Regions from separate parts of the Homo sapiens genome. Here region 2 is linked to region 1. Evidence: chromatin loops called from intact Hi-C (ENCODE). Cell type or tissue: natural killer cell. All regions are shown on one strand.

Region 1 (8,000 bases):
GACTTGGTGGCAGTGGCTCCAGCGCCTGGCTTTATTAATTCTTTGTATGGATTTTGGGGTCCCAATTTCATTTAGTTCTGCTCTGATTTTAGTTATTCTTTTTCTTCTGCTAACTTCAGGATTTGTTTGTTCTTGTTTTTCTAGTTCCTCTAATTGCAATATTAGATCATGAATCTAATTCTCAATGTAGGAATTTAGCACTATAAACTTTTTTTTTTTTTGAGACAGGGTCTCACTCTGTTGCCCAGGCTGTACTGTGGTGGAGTGATCATGGCTCACTGCAGCCTCAACCTCCCCAGGGTCAGGTGATCCTCCCTCCTGTACCTCCCAAGTAGCTGGGACTGCAGGCACACACCACTATGCCTGGCTAATTTCTGTATTTTTTGTAGAGACAGGGTTTTGCCAGGTTGCCCAGGATGATCTCAAACTGAGTTCAAGTGCCCTCCACCTCCGCCTCCCAAAGTGCTGGGATTACAGGCACTGCACCCAGACACACTGTAAACTTTTAACACTGCTTTGCTGCATCCCAGAGATTTCAGCATATTGTGTCTCTCTTTTCATTTGTTTCAAAGAAGTGTTTTATTTCTGCCTTAATATGTTGTTTACCCAAAAGTCACTCAGAATAAAGTTGTTTAGTTTCCATGTAATTGTGTGGTTTTGAGAGATCATGGTATTGATTTCTATTTTAATTCCACTGTTGTCTGAGAGTATGCTTGGTATGATTTTGATCTTTTTGCATCTATCAAATCTATTATGGTTGAGCATGTGGTTGATCTTAGACTGTGTTCCACATACAGATGAAAAAAATGTATATTCTGTGGTTGATGGGTGGAGTATTCTGTAGATAGATCTTAGATCCAATTGATTAAGTGTCTGATTTATGTCCAGAATTTTTTTGTTAGTTTTCTGCCACAATGATGTGTCTAATACTGTCAGTGGGATCTTGAAGTACCCCCACTATTATGATGTGGCTTTCCAAGTCTTTTTGTAGGTCTTGAAGTAGTTGTTTTATGAATCTGGGTATTCCAATGTTGGGTGCATCTATATTTAGGATAGTTAAGTCTTTTTGTTGAATTCAACCCATTACCGTTATGTAATGCCCTACTTTGTCCTTTGTTACTGTTGTCAATTTAGTCTTATTTCTACAATATAAGAATAGTCACTTCCTCTTCTCTTGTTTTCCTTTTGCATGATAGATCTTTCTCCACCCCTTTACTTTGAGCCTATTGGTTTTGTTGCATGACAAATGGGTCTCTTGAAGATAGATGGTTGGGTCTTATTTTTTTATCCAACTTGCTACTCTGTGCCTGTTAAATGGGGTGTTTAGACCACTTATATCCAAGGTTAATATTGATATGTAAGGTTTTGATCCTATTGTGATGTTTTTAGCTGGTTGCTTTGTAGTCTTGATTGTGTAGTTGCTTTATAGAGTCTATGGGCTCTGGACTTAAGTGTGTCTTTGTGGTAGCAGGTATCACTCCTTCATTTCCGTGTTTAGAGCTCTTTTATGAATCTTTTGTAACGCTAGTCTAGTGGTAAAGAATTGCCTTAGCAATTGCTTATCTGGAAAAGCTTTTATTTCTCCTTTGCTTATGAAGCTTAGTCTGACAGGATATGAAATTGTTGGTTGGAATTTCTTTTCTTTAAGAATGCTGAATATAGTTCTGTTATCTCTTCTGGCTTGTAATGTTTTTGCTGAGAAGTCTGCTGTTAGCCTGATAGGACGACCTTTGTAAGGGATCTGACCTTTTCCTCTAGCTGCCTTTAAGAATTTTTTTTTTCACATTGATCATGGAAAGTTTGATGACTATGTGTCTTGGGGATGGTCATCTTATATAGTATCTCCCAGGGTTTCTCTGAATTTCTTGAAATTGCATGTCAACCTCCCTAGCAATATTGGGAAAACTGTCATGGACTATATTCTCAAATATGTTACCCGAGTTGTTTACCTTTTCTCCTGTCTCAGGAATGCCAGTATGGCATAGGTTTTATCTATTTGCATAATCTCATATTTCTCATAGCCTTTGTCCATTTTTTAAATTCTTTTTTCTTTATTTTTGCCTAACTGGGTTGTTTTGAGGGGACAGTCTTTGAGCTCTGAAATTCGTTTTTTGACTTGGCCTAGTATGTTGTTAATGCTTCCAATTGTATTTTGAAACTCCTGTGGTGAATTTTTCAATTCCAGGAGTTCAGTTTTGTTTTTTCTTCATATAGCTATGTCATCTTTCAACTCTTGGATCATTTTACTGGCTTCTTTGGACTGGATTTCAACTTTCTGTTAGATCTCATTGAGTTTCATTGCCATCCAGGTTCTGAATTCTATGTCTGTCATTTCAGACATTTCAATCTGGTTAGATACATTGCAATCTTTTAGAGGTAAGGAAACACTGATTTTTTGAATTGCCAGAATTCTTTTGCTGATTCCTAATTATCCAAGGGGGCTAGTGTTTATCATTTTCAAGTTTCTGTCATTTCGTTGAGGCTTTTTTTTTTGTATTCCTGTTTTCCTTTGAGGGCTTGACTGTGGTGTATGTTGTGTATAGTTCATTGGCTTTGTTTCTGGGTGCTTTCAGAGAGCCAACACTTTGCACAGGTTTCTTAGTTGTAGCTAGTTTCCCACATTGGCTTTCACAGATGTTGTGTGATTAATCAATGGCATTAGAATTCAAAATTGTTTTTGCCTTTTGGGATAAGGAGGGGTACTGTTTTTTGACCTAGGTGGTGGTACATGTGCACATTTGCGTTGTGAGAATTCATTGACCCATACACTAATAATATGTATTTTTCTGTATATGTTAGACTTTAATTTTTTAAGTGTTTAAAAACTGATCTATAGTGTTGTTAGAAGTTAGGATAATGATTACCTGTGGGAAGAAGGAAGGGGAAATCATTGCGGTGGAGAGAGGCATGAGAGAAATGTCTCTAGTGTATCAGCACAGGTCTCTTCTCAACCGCAGGTATTGATTTGTGATCATTTGTAGAGCTGTATATTCGGTTTTTGCACTTTTCTATGTGGGTCATGGTAAAAATATTTTTAAAAACAAGAAATAAGGAAAACATACTTGTACTCCTATTGGAATGAGGATTCAAAATGTTTATATATCCTAAGCAAGAGTCTACTGTATTTATATTTCTTCATATTGATTTTGCTTTAAAATAGCATAAGATGATATTGTGTTCTTGCTGTTCAATTCAGGGTGCAGTCAATTTCACTGGGGCAAGGACAAGGACCTATTGCTGAAAAAATGGTCAAGGATGCAATGAAATCAGGAAACTGGGTATTTTTGCAAAATTGCCATCTTGCTGTTTCTTGGATGTTGGCAATGGAAGAGCTCATTAAAACCTTCACAGATCCAGGTATGTTGAGCATATAGCCCTTGCATAATAATCACATTTTTATGTAACCTTTTCTTGTTGAATTCATTCCTTATAGTAATTCATTATTGTAGGCACTGTGTTTCCATATATGAAAGAGGAGAAATTTGAGGCCTAGACAGATTTAGCTAATTTACACAACCAGGGTTTGATAAAAGGCCTTCAGAATTCCAAGTTGAGGCTAGGATCCACTGGATCATTTCTGTTTCTTATTGCCTTCTATGAGAGGTCATTTGAATTTGAAATATATTACTTATAGGCATAATAAAAAGAAAAATATACTTAGGACAAACAAAGGAAATTAAATCCTTCCCTATAAAATGAGAAATGTAAAGGAACAGAGTTCAAATTACCACCAATTCCCTTAGAGTAGTGTTTTACCACCTTTTATCTTCTGTAACCCGCATGGCAACTAACCTTTACATGTGCCTCAGAGCCACACCTAACCCATGGGCGTGCTCAGCATTACTCATAGTTGCTAGCACTAGTTTTATCTCACCACTTTTTTGCCTACTCAAGAAAGTGTAACGGGCTGCAAAGAGAGGAAGTGGAATTAGAATCTACTCATTTTAAAGTGTTACTATAAAAATAATCAAAACCTCAGGAACTATTTTATTGGTAACAAATTGTGTGGGTCCCACTCTACCACTCTGCTGTGAAGCCCTGGGAGAGAACCTCCAGGCAAGCATATCCAGAGAGAGCCCTTTCTCTGAGGCCTTTATTTGTGCCCTCCCTACAGAAAGCTTTCTGGAAAGGTGAAAGCTCTGCAGATGATCTTGCAAATCACTTTATTTAGTGCTGCTTATTAAGGTGAAGAGCTGCTCCTTTACAGAGTCCCCAGTCTGCTCTGGTCACTGAGCCAGCTCAGGGTTTAGCAGCCTTCCCCTAAAAGCCCTTCACTTCCTGGCCCCCTGCCCTCACCCACAAGCCTTCTGCAGGCTGCTTCTGACAAAGGTAAGGACTCATTTTTATCCACCATTCAGAATCTCCACTATTTCCACTCTTTTGCTGTCAAATAAGAGAGGGCCTGCTTCCTGCTGGGCCTGTGGCTTATTTCTACTTAAATAATTAAAGAGAAATGACAAGGAGGTCTTCAGTACTGGTCAGGGGTCCCCAGTGATTAGGAATATAATTAAGAAAAAAATGCTAGAGAGGCAGCAAAAAAGCAATTTACTGTGGTGGTACTACATGAGGCTCCAGAATATGGAGATGCCATTCAGTTTCACTGTAACTAGGACAAGAACATTTGCCAGTTCTTCAAGGAGACTGGATCGGCTAATGAAGCCAGCTGAAGTTGTTTGTGTATTTTAAGTGCTTACTAAACTTAAGTGGATAGAAAAAATCCTCTTATGGCCCTTGCTATAATCATTTATCACCTAACCATTTAAGTTCTGATGTTTAACTTGAACCAGTAGGAAATAAAATACATTCAGGTAATAAGCTGAAAATACAAAAGGAAGAAAAAGAAAAAAAACAAAACAAATAAAACCTCAGAACTTGAAATCCTAACACCTCCACAGAGTTCTGCCCCACCACTTCCTGACTGTGCATGTCATATCTTTTTTCTGGGCCAGTTTCCCCAGCTATAAAATGACTACATGACATCATCATGAAAAGTCCTGTACTAAGATGATTTCTAAGATGCTCTTCTAGTCCAGCCCTAAAATTCTATGATGTCTATGAAAGTTAAGAAGCTTGGTGCTTTTGCAATTATAAGAACAAAAGTATGGAAAAAATCCTTCTCCAAACCTGGCCTTCTTCTTTCTTTGGTTTTTTGGTTACTGAAATCATTGGCCCTAAGACTTTGGTTGTTGTTTGACTTCTTTGCCTAATAGTTTTTACTATGCAAACAGTGTTAGTATTGCTCTAGAATTTGGTAGAACTAACTTTTAATTTGGGCTATTTAATGTGGCTTGTGAATTTAGATTACCAAACCAAGAAGCATGAAATCAGCTTTGACTTGTTGTCATTCATTCCATAAATAATTAAGGGCCTAGTGTACCATGTATTGTTCTAGGATATGTTGATAAACAAAAGAACCATAGATATTTGTCCTCGTAGAGTTTCCATTCTAGTTGGGGGGAGACAGACAATGAATAAACCACATGGTAAATAAGTAACGTATACGTTGTGTTAGAACATGGTTGTGCTTTGGAAAAAATAAAAAGGAGAGTAAGGTAAGGAGGACCAGAAAGATTGAGATGGGATGTGAGTAGGGAGCAAGGAAGATAGCAATTTTAAGTGGTTTAATCTGAGTAGTCCTCTTTCAGAAGGTGATATTTGACCAAGACATGAAGAAAGTGAGGGAATCTGAGGGAACAGCCAGTGCAAAGGCCCTAGTGAGGGAGCCAGCCTAGCATGTTTGAGAAACAGCATAATACGTACTTAAAAACCAATGCCAAGGAATTTGTCCTTGAATGATGCCTGTGTCTTCCTGTGATGGGAACAATGATTTTTCCAACTTTACTTTGGCCTTTTGAACCTACAGTGGAGCTCATTCTTTCTTGGGTCCTCTGTCCATATCTCAGAAAGTAAGTGCATTGACTTAACGTGCTAATGCCACACATGAGGTCTCTCCATATCCTGGCTCCCTTGTTTCCTTTGCAACTTTTCTGCTGAGGGGAGAATTTTCTCAGTAGGGGTTTTTGGCCATTTTCATGCAACTTGTGTTAAATTGAAGGGTCAAAAAATCCTCATGAAAATAAATACATGGGCAATAACTGCCCTCTTTTTCAACTGAAAATGTTTCCTATTTCAAAGATAAGGCCCTTAATAGTTCAGCAAGTATTAAAAATTATCGTGTTCCTAATTTATTTACCCAAATGTGCCTGCTTCTAGACTGCCAAACCTTCCTAACGTGAAGTTTCTAAAACAATGCATCTTACTCCCATTTTGAAACAGTTTACACTATACTTGTAATAGATTAACTAGATCTTTAAACAAAGCTTATAGCATTTTTTCCTTCTCTAGAAATAATCATGTCTTATAGAAAAGTGCTACTACCAACTAAACATTTTCCTTTTTTGTTGTTTTATCTTTGTTTTAAGCAGATAGTGCTATCAAGGACACTTTTCGACTTTTTTTAAGCTCCATGCCTAGTAATACATTTCCTGTTACAGTTCTTCAAAATTCTGTCAAGGTAATGTATGCATATGGTTGGAACAATGTGAAATGGTTGGTTTCAGAATATTCACCTAGTGCCTCCCAGGAGATCAGAGCCTGCACAGAAGCATGTGGAGGTCTGTGTGGCCAGCATGGGGAGGTGAAGTCAGTATCTTTTCACCTATAACAAGCAGAGAAACGATTTCCCAACCCCATCCTTGCATATTCTAGTCCTATGGGTCATTCAGCTCTCCCAGCCGTCACCCTCACAAGAAAATGTTAAGGGTACAGAGTGATAAGAAGAGAACCCCTTCTAGTGTTAAGGGAATGTTTCAGTATTTGAGAGACAGGAAGGCCTACAAGCCATACTAGTATGGCTGCTGGATTTCAATGCTGGAAGTTTATGATCTGTGGCAAGCCTCTGCATATGAGGAACAAGAGTTGCTTCTTCCCTCCCTGTCCCACGTCATGGGACATCAGGGGACAAACTATGGAACAATGCCCTATGTAGGGATGATGCAAAATTCAATGAGGAAACCCTGAGCATGCTTTCTGACCTGTGTTTAGAAAAAATGGACACTAAATGGAAGTGTCTGAGGTTCTTGTCATGTGGTTCAACCACTGTAGGTCTGAGAAACCTGCCATTCCCTATTCTCCCTGGACTGTGCCTGAGCAAGATACAAAGCAGGCTCGAACATGCCAGGAATGGTCCCCACCTCCCCATGAACATCAGCAATCTACATCATTTCAATGGCTTCAGTCTATGTGTGTTATTCAGAAATAATGCAAATCTATAAAATCACTCTCTCTGCCACATATATTCTATCTAAATCCAGGTGACCAATGAGCCTCCAAAAGGCTTACGTGCAAATATCAGACGAGCATTTACTGAAATGACACCTTCGTTTTTTGAAGAAAATATACTTGGAAAAAAATGGAGACAAATAATATTTGGCATTTGTTTCTTCCATGCAATTATTCAGGTACACTCAACTCTGCTTTTCAATAGCAACAAGGAAGTGTATTATGAAATAAATAAATAGTAATAATTAAGTGAAAGCTTATAAATGTCATTGTGAAATGCTGAAGGCCCCATTCTGTGTCTGAACCCAAGTTGTTTTCATTCAATCTCTATACTCCCCTTGCCTTCGTATTTCACAGCTTCAGCTCTCACCTCTCGTCTGATCTGCCTACAGAATACCATCAATTGGATGAATGCAGTAGGTTCAATTCAGTTCAACAAGCACAAAATAGATTTCCTCATAGGTGGCATATTTACTATATTAGCTTCCCAGTTTTCAAACGTGTGTGGTCTACAGAGAAAGAAAGAATGAATGAATGAATGAATGAATGAATGAATGAATGAATCAGACTGTGCACAGTGGCTCATCCTTGTAATCCCAACATTTTGGGAGGCCAACATGGGCAATTCGCTTGAGCCCAGGAGTTCAAGACCAGTCTGGGCAACACAGCGAAACCCCATCTCTACAAAAGTTTTAAAAAATAGCCAGGCATGGTGGCAC
Region 2 (8,000 bases), 130 kb before region 1:
TCTCATGATCAAACGTGAATAGATGAGGAGTTGCTTCTTATGGATTAGCAAAGAAAGTAGTTTCCTGAGATGGGATCTATTCCTGGTGAAGATGCTGTGAACGTTGTTAAAATGACAACAAAAGACTCTGTTGCATAAATATAGTTGATAAAGCAATGGAAGAGTTTGAGAGAACTGACTTCAATTTTGAAAGAAGTTCTGCTGTGAGTAAAATGCTATCAAACAGCATCACATGCTACATAGATATCTTTCACAAAAGAGTCGATGAACGTGGCAAACATTATTGTCTTATTTTAAGAAATTGCCACAGTCACTCCAGCCTTCAGCAACTACCACCCTGCTCAGTCAGCAGCTATCAACATTGAGGTAAGACCCTCTGCCAGCAAAAGCCGATGGCTCAGATGGTCATTAGCCTTTTTTAGCAATAAAGCGTTTTTAAATAAAGGTATGTACATTTTTTAGACATAATGCTATTGCATGCTTAAATGACTACAGTATAGCATGAAGATTAATTTTATATGCACTGAGAAACCAAAAAATTCATATGAGTTGCTTTATTGCTATATTCACTTTATTGTAGTGGTCTGAAACTGAACCCACAGCATCTCTGAAGGATGCTTATATATAAATATACGATTAAGTTTCACAATGAATGGTAATACGATGTTCATAATAGGAGCTCATATTTTCATTTTATCATGTTCTTTCTTCCTTTCTGATGCTCCAAGTTTGCTTCTTTCATCATTTTCTTTTTGCTTAGAGAACTTCCCTTTAGCCATTCTTCATGGTAGATCTGCTGGCTACAAATTCATTTCCTTTTCCTTTATCTGAGAATGTCTTGATTTCCCTTCATTCCAGAGGGATATTTCCCCTGGATATAGGATTCTGGAGTGACAGTTCTTTCAGGACTTGAAAGCTGTTGTACCATATACTTCCCAGGTACACCATGAAATTCTGTGCAGCCATAAAAAGGAATGAGATCATGTTCCTTTTCAGGAACATGGATGAAGCTGGACACCATTATCCTCAGCAAACTATAAAAAGGAATGAGATCATGTTCCTTTTCAGGGACATGGATGAAGCTGGACACCATTATCCTCAGCAAACTAACGCAGGAACAGAAAACCAAACACCACATGTTCCCACTTATAAGTGGGAGCTGAAAAATGATGGGTTGATAGGTGCAGCAAACCACCATGGCACACACTTACCTATGTAACAAACCTGCACATCCTGCACATGTACCCCAGAACTGAAAATAAAACATTTTTTTAAAAAGATGTTTTCCACTTCCTGTCAGCCTGCATGGTCTCTGATGAGAATTCTGTTGTCATTTTATGTGTTTTTTTCCCTGTTCATAAGGTGTCATTTTTTTTTTCTTCTGGCTGCTGCTAAAATTGTTTTCTTTGTCTTCCATTTTTAGAAGTTGGACTATGTTGTATCTTCATATGGATTTCTTCGGGTTTATCCTGTTTTAGATTTGATCAACTTCTTAAATCTGTAGGTTCATGCTTTTTGGCAAATGTGTGACATTTTCAGTCATTATTTCTCTGAATACTTCTTCAGCTCTTTCATCCTTCCCCATCATTTGAGACTCCAGTGACACAAATATTAGATCTTTTGTTATATTTCCACAGGTCCCCAAGAGCTTCTCATTTCTTTTTTCAGACAATATTCTCCGTCTTGTTCAGATTGGGTAACTTCTATTATTCTATCTTGCAGTTTACCAAATCTTTCCTCTGTCCCTTCCATTTTGCTCTTGAACCCATCTATTGATTTTTTTGTTATTGTATTTTTTCAGTTCTAAAATTTCTAATAGGCTCTCTGTATTTTTTTTTTTTGGCTGAGATGTCCTTATATTCTTTTGTTTCTATTGTGTTCATAATGGGTCCTTAAAACATTTTTATGATGACTGTTTTAAGATAATGATCTCACCTGTGTGTAGTCACATGTACCTATAGTCTTGGCTAGTCAGAAGGCTGAGGCGGGAAGACTGTTTGAACCCAGGAGTTCAAGGCCAGCCTGGGCAGTATAGTGAGACCCTATCCCTTAAGAAATAAAATAAATTTGTCAGACAGTTTTAACGTTTCTCTCATCTCAGTGTTAGCATCTATTGATTGTCTCTCTTAGTTCAGTTTGAGATCTTTCTGGCTTTTGATGTGATGAATGATTTTCATTGAAACCTACTTATCTGAGGTATTATGTTATGAGACTCTAGATCTTATTTAAACTTATTTTAGCTGGCTTTTCCTGATGCCACACCAGCAAGAGAAATTAGAAATGCAACTTTGTTACTGCCAGGTGGGGATAGAATTCAAGCTTTATTGATATCTGGTGGGAGCAGTCATTTCTGCTGTGTAGGGGTGGGAGTTCCAGCTCCCTGGCAGTCCTCCAGTGATATTGTCCTGGATAGAAGAGTAGAAGCGCCTCATTACTGTTCCCCACGTGACCTCCACTGATGCCACAAGGGAAGACAGCTTTATTACCCCTGGACAGTGGTAAAAGTCCTGACTCTCCACTGATCCTCCTCTGATTCCACCTGTCAGAGAGCAGAAGGGGTGCTTCATTATTCTTGGGTAGGGCTGGAAGTCCAGGCTTCCCATATGGTCTACACTAATACCAAAGGGGGCATCATTACTTCCCAGTGAGGATGAAAGTACATCCCTATTTGGCCTTCTCTGACACCGTGGGAGAATGAGAAGAGGAATTTCAGGAGACTTGTTACACCCTAGCTAGAGTGGAAGTCTGGGCTCCGCACTCAGTGTCTGCTGGTGAGGGTAGGAATAAATACCTCAGGATTTTTCTGTGGTGTTTGGTTAGAGTAGAGCAGTTATTGCCTAAAAGTTTTCTGTCTTGCTGGGCTGCCCCTTTCCTGGGCTGCCCCTTTCCTGGTCCTTTGGATAAAGACAGTAAGCTTTTCCTGGGGCTTTTTTTTTTAAATCTGTGCCCATTGGCATTTCTAGATTGCCAGGATGTAAAAGACAAAAAGACACAAGGGACTAGTCACTGTGTTATTGCTTGCATCTTAAGGTACCTAGCCAGTCTGACTTCTCTCTACCTTTCAGAGTCTTCTTTTATTTATTTTATTTAATGTACAGGGATTTTAGTTGTACTTAATGGAAGGAATAGGGAAAAGTAAATCTGTTCCATCTTTCTGGAGAAATAAGTTGGTTGACACTTTCATGTATTACCTTTAATACATTTCTATTTTTACAGCTGTTGCTTTTTCAATTCGTTATATATCTTGAGCATCTTTTTCATGTTAGTATATATGCATGAGTCTTTTTTTTTTTACTGCTGCTAGATTGCTATTATATAAGATGGTACTTTGAGACATAATAAACCTATAGAACTACTTTAACATGAAAGGTCTTCTATATGGACATTTAGATTTTTTCCTAATTGTTTTCTATTCTAATAATGAATATTCCTATACATATATCTTTGCACACGTATGATATTTCTACAGGGGAGATTCCTGGAAGTAAGTTTCCTAGGTCATAGGGTTTGCACATTTTTTATTTAAATAGATTAAATCAAATTGTCTTCCAAAGATGACTTACCCTTTTATATTAACATAAGTGGTTTTACGAAGGCGCCTATTTCCCCATAAGTGTTTTAAAGAGAGGCCAAATGTAGTAGCCTATTTTAATAGTCATTTCTTTAACTATTAGAGTCATTGGGAATCATTTCCTATGTTCATTATTTATTTATAATTATTATTCTTGGAGCATGTTCCTATTGTACTCTTACTTATTGATTTATAGAAAGTCATAATCTTTATCTGATATAAACATTGGAAATGTTTTTCTAAGTCTCTCATTCATGCTTTAAGTTTGTATATAAAGCCTTTTATCTCACAGAAGTTTGATTTTTGTCTGTTTTTCTTTGTTCACTGTCAACTTTTTTTACAGTTGTAGATTTCCTGCCTTTCTTAGAAAGACCGCCTTACCACAATGTTGCAAAATTTAGCTCTTCTACTTTCTTCTAGTACTTTCATCACTTTATGTAAGGTTTTAACTGTATCACAAATGTATTTGTGTATATAATGTGAGGTAAAGATTTAGCTTCTTTTTTCCCATTGAAACATCTCATACTAACTGTTTCCTATAGAAATAGTCACATTTTTCCTTCCTTCTTGCATGATGCTAATTTTAATTATACATTCATCTTATTTTTCTGAATAGCCACATACAGTTAATGAGTATATGTAAGTGATTTTAGGAAAAGTTGAGCTATAAATATAATTTTTAAACAAAATTTTAAAATAATTTTAAATTTTTAAGTGAGATATTTTATAATTTTTTTAATAATTAAAAATAAGTTCATCACCTTCTATATGTTTGGTACTATGCCATGTACTGTGGGAAATACAGAAAGAAACATAAGAGATATCACTTACTCCCAAGAAGCTCCTAATATACTTAGGAACATTGGTCTACTGTACAGGAAACAAACAAAATCATACATGATATCAGAGAAATGATAGATTCTGGTACAGCACATAGGACAAACTAATACTGTACATGTCAGAAGAGAAAGATCAATGAGAAACAATAAGACTCATAATATTTCATTGATTGTAACAAATACGGGAAAATATCAATGACCAGTTGTTCCTAATTGATTTTATTTTTGTTTTGACAGTGGAATCATATCTGACCTTTTTCCTGGAGTCCAAATTCCAGAACATGATTATGGTATTTTACAATCAACAATTGTGGATGTCATGAATAGACAAAATCTTCAGCCTGAGATGTGTATGGTTAGAAAGGTGATACAGTTTTATGAAACTATGCTAGTAAGGCATGGTGTTATGTTAGTCGGGCCAACAGGAGGCGGCAAGACCACAGTTTACCGAATACTAGCAGAAACTTTAGGGAATTTACAAAAACTTGGGATAGAAAATTCCTTTTACCAAGCAGTTAAAACATATGTTCTCAACCCTAAATCAATTACCATGGGTGAATTATATGGAGAGGTTAATAACTTAACCTTGGAATGGAAAGATGGTTTGATGGCACTAAGTGTCCGAGCAGCTGTGAATGATACTTCAGAAGACCATAAATGGATCATCAGTGATGGGCCAGTAGATGCTCTTTGGATTGAAAACATGAATACAGTGCTGGATGATAACAAGATGCTTTGCCTGGCTAACAGTGAGAGGATTAAACTCACACCTCAAATTCACATGCTTTTTGAGGTAAGTGTACACATTACTGTGGAGTGAAATCATTCATTAAATTGGCATACTATCGTTACATTTTTTTCTCACACTGATGTAGCCTTTACTATCTATAATGTCTATTATTGTGTTCTGTTTACTTACTTATTAAGTCATCCTTTTGTAATAGATTGACAGTCAAAGTCTCAAATGTTCTTGTCTCTATAAATAGGAAGTACAATAAACTCTGGCTTCCCTGAGAGAGGGAGAGAGAGAAAGAGAGAGAGAGAGAGAAAGAAAGAGGAGAGAGAGAGAGAGCTTTGTATCATTTGAAATGCATTTTAAATTAAAAATTATTGCATTTAATAAGAATAAATTATCCCACCATGATATGAATATTTGATGAGGGATTGGGAGAGGAATGTGGACCAAGTACAGCTACCAACATTATGAAGGATGCCACCTGTGTTCTATTCATTCATCAAATACTGATTGAATGTCTAGTATGTGCTAGGGATTCTAATACAAGAATGAACAGGAGAAAAGAGAAAAGCAAAGAGAAGAAAGAAAAAAATAACTAGCCCTGCCCATAGAGTTTGACAGTATCCTCCTGTAGTTGTGGGAATTTTTTTCACCTTATACGTCATTTAACTTTCTTCCTCCATTTCTAATTACTTATTGCTCTCCCACTCTCTTCCACATGAAGCCCTTCAGTGTTGTTAGACTTTAAAAGTGTGAATCATTTTATAAGTGTGAACATTGAAGTTGGAGAAATAAGGAAGTATCATATTAGCTGTTTCCTGTTCAATTTTCTTCAACTTTAGGTGCAAGATCTGCGGGTTGCCTCCCCTGCAACAGTCAGTCGATGTGGAATGGTGTTTGTGGATCCTGAAGAACTGAAATGGATGCCTTATGTTAAAACTTGGATGAAGGGTATTTCTAAAAAAGTAAGTGCCATCAGATATTCCCCAATATCTCCATCTGTCAGGACTCATGTTGCCTTCTAGTGCACAAATAACAATAGGTTAAGGACTCATGGTTCTTGATTGAGGGGACTTCATTATTTTACCTAGTCCTCCCTGTGAATTCCTGGAATCGTCCAGGAATGTTTATATACTCCCCAAATCTGTCCTCATTTCTTGTTACCCCAGCCTGCCAGCCTGCCTACTCACCCTGCCTCCTGCCTATTCTGCCTGGCTTCTCCCCAGACTAGAAACACAAGCCACTTTTTTGAGTCCCTAAAAACACAGCTACAACAGCCTGAGGCATTGAGACTTCGCAGAAAGCTTGGGAGTAATAAAAGGAAGCAAAATGAAGAAAAAGAATATTTAAGTCCAGACCCTAACTGTCATTGTTTTTGGATTTTGAGAGCCCTTAACACCTATGACAGCCAAAGATAAAAGAAAACTCATTTACATCCTACCCCAATAGTAGGTGCAAGACCTAAGACACATTCTAACCTCAGAGGTACAATTCCACCCAAAGTGAAGGAAAGCTTATACATTGTTATTCAAAACAACTCAGTTTCATACTACTTTCTGTAGCTTCTGCATTCTAACACAGAATTTTCCTCTTTAGCTTAGCTTAACAAGTAGTCCTTTGAGATGTTTCCCCCACATCTCATCCCCTACTCCAAGTAAGCCATCTTCATCTCTGCCTCTCCCCCTCCAAAGATGAGCCAGAAAACTATTGTTTTCCTCCTTTTTAGGCATCAACAGTTTTAAGAATATTATGGTCTAGTCTCAGAGTACCTTATTAAAGACAGTAATTCTCAGAATTGAGAGTTTGTCATTGGCTACCTTAAGATTTTTAACTTTTCTGAATTCACTTTTTTAAAAATTAACAGACATTTTTGTGCTTAGGGCAGTTTTAAGTTTATAGAAAAATTGAACAGAAATGAGAGTTCCCATGCACTCCCTCACCCCCAAACAGTTTCGCCTATTATTAACACTTTGCATAAATGGTGAACCACTATTGATACATTATTATTTTACATTAGAGTTCACTCTTTGTGTGCAATTCATGGGTTTTGAAAAATGCATAATGTCACGTTTCCACCATTATAGTATCAGGCAGAATAGTTTCATTGCTCTAAAATTCCTCTAAGCTCTACATATTCATCCCTACTCCCCATCCTTTAACCCCTGCAACCACTGATCTTTTTACTATCTCTGTAGTTCTACCTTTTCTAGAATGTTATACAGTTGAAATCATATAGTACATAGCCTTTTCAGACTGGCTTTTTTTCACTTGGTAATATTCATTTAAGATACTTCCATGTCTTTCTGTGGGTTGGTAGCTTATTTCTTTTTAGCATTGGATAATATTTTTTGTATGAATGTACCACAGTTCATGTACCAATTCACCTACTGAAGGACATCTTGGTTTTGGCAATTATGAATTAAACTCTTAATAAGCATTAATGTGCAGGTTTTTGTGTGGACATAGTTTTCACCATATTTGGGTAAATACCTAGGAATGTGGTTGCTGAATTATTTAGTATATGTTTAGCTTTGTAAGAAACTGTCAAGACTGTCTTCTAATGTGGCTGTATCATTTTGCATTCCCACCAATAATGAATGAGAATTCCTGTTGTTCACATCCTTGCCAGCATTTGGCATTGTCAGTGTTTTGGATTTTATGCATTCTAATGGGCACGTAGTAGTATATTGTTTTAATTTGCAATTTCTAATGACAAATGGTTTGAGCATCTTTTCATATGTTTGTTTGCTATCTATGTATCGTATTTCATGAGGTGCCTATTAAGGAAGGTCTTTGGCCCATTTTGAAATTGGGTTGTTTGTTTTCTTATTGTTGAATTTTAAGAGTTCTTTAT

The links. Peaks named below come from ENCODE experiments on the same cell type or tissue, not always from the same donor. Only the 100,000 strongest peaks of a DNase experiment are listed, where the experiment ranks them.
Region 2: it touches region 1 in a loop (3-fold over the local background); 4 of 110 quality-filtered maps call a loop at or near these places.

What each region holds. Positions count from the first base shown.
Region 1 is chr2:84,778,297-84,786,296 of GRCh38, forward strand. It overlaps DNAH6 (dynein axonemal heavy chain 6), which reads left to right. Exons shown (of 77, transcript NM_001370.2): 65 at 3,197-3,357; 66 at 6,426-6,514; 67 at 7,314-7,460. It also overlaps the pseudogene LDHAP7. Among named protein-coding and RNA genes, the nearest start is that of TRABD2A, 99 kb to the right of the region's middle. In natural killer cell, no CTCF peak of the experiment used is centred here; DNase peaks (open chromatin) are centred at 3,835, 4,275 and 4,925; H3K27ac peaks cover 3,061 bases.
Region 2 is chr2:84,648,672-84,656,671 of GRCh38, forward strand. DNAH6 (dynein axonemal heavy chain 6) reads left to right here. Exons shown (of 77, transcript NM_001370.2): 34 at 4,648-5,203; 35 at 5,989-6,111. Among named protein-coding and RNA genes, the nearest start is that of DNAH6, 140 kb to the left of the region's middle. In natural killer cell, no CTCF peak of the experiment used is centred here; DNase peaks (open chromatin) are centred at 1,320 and 3,950.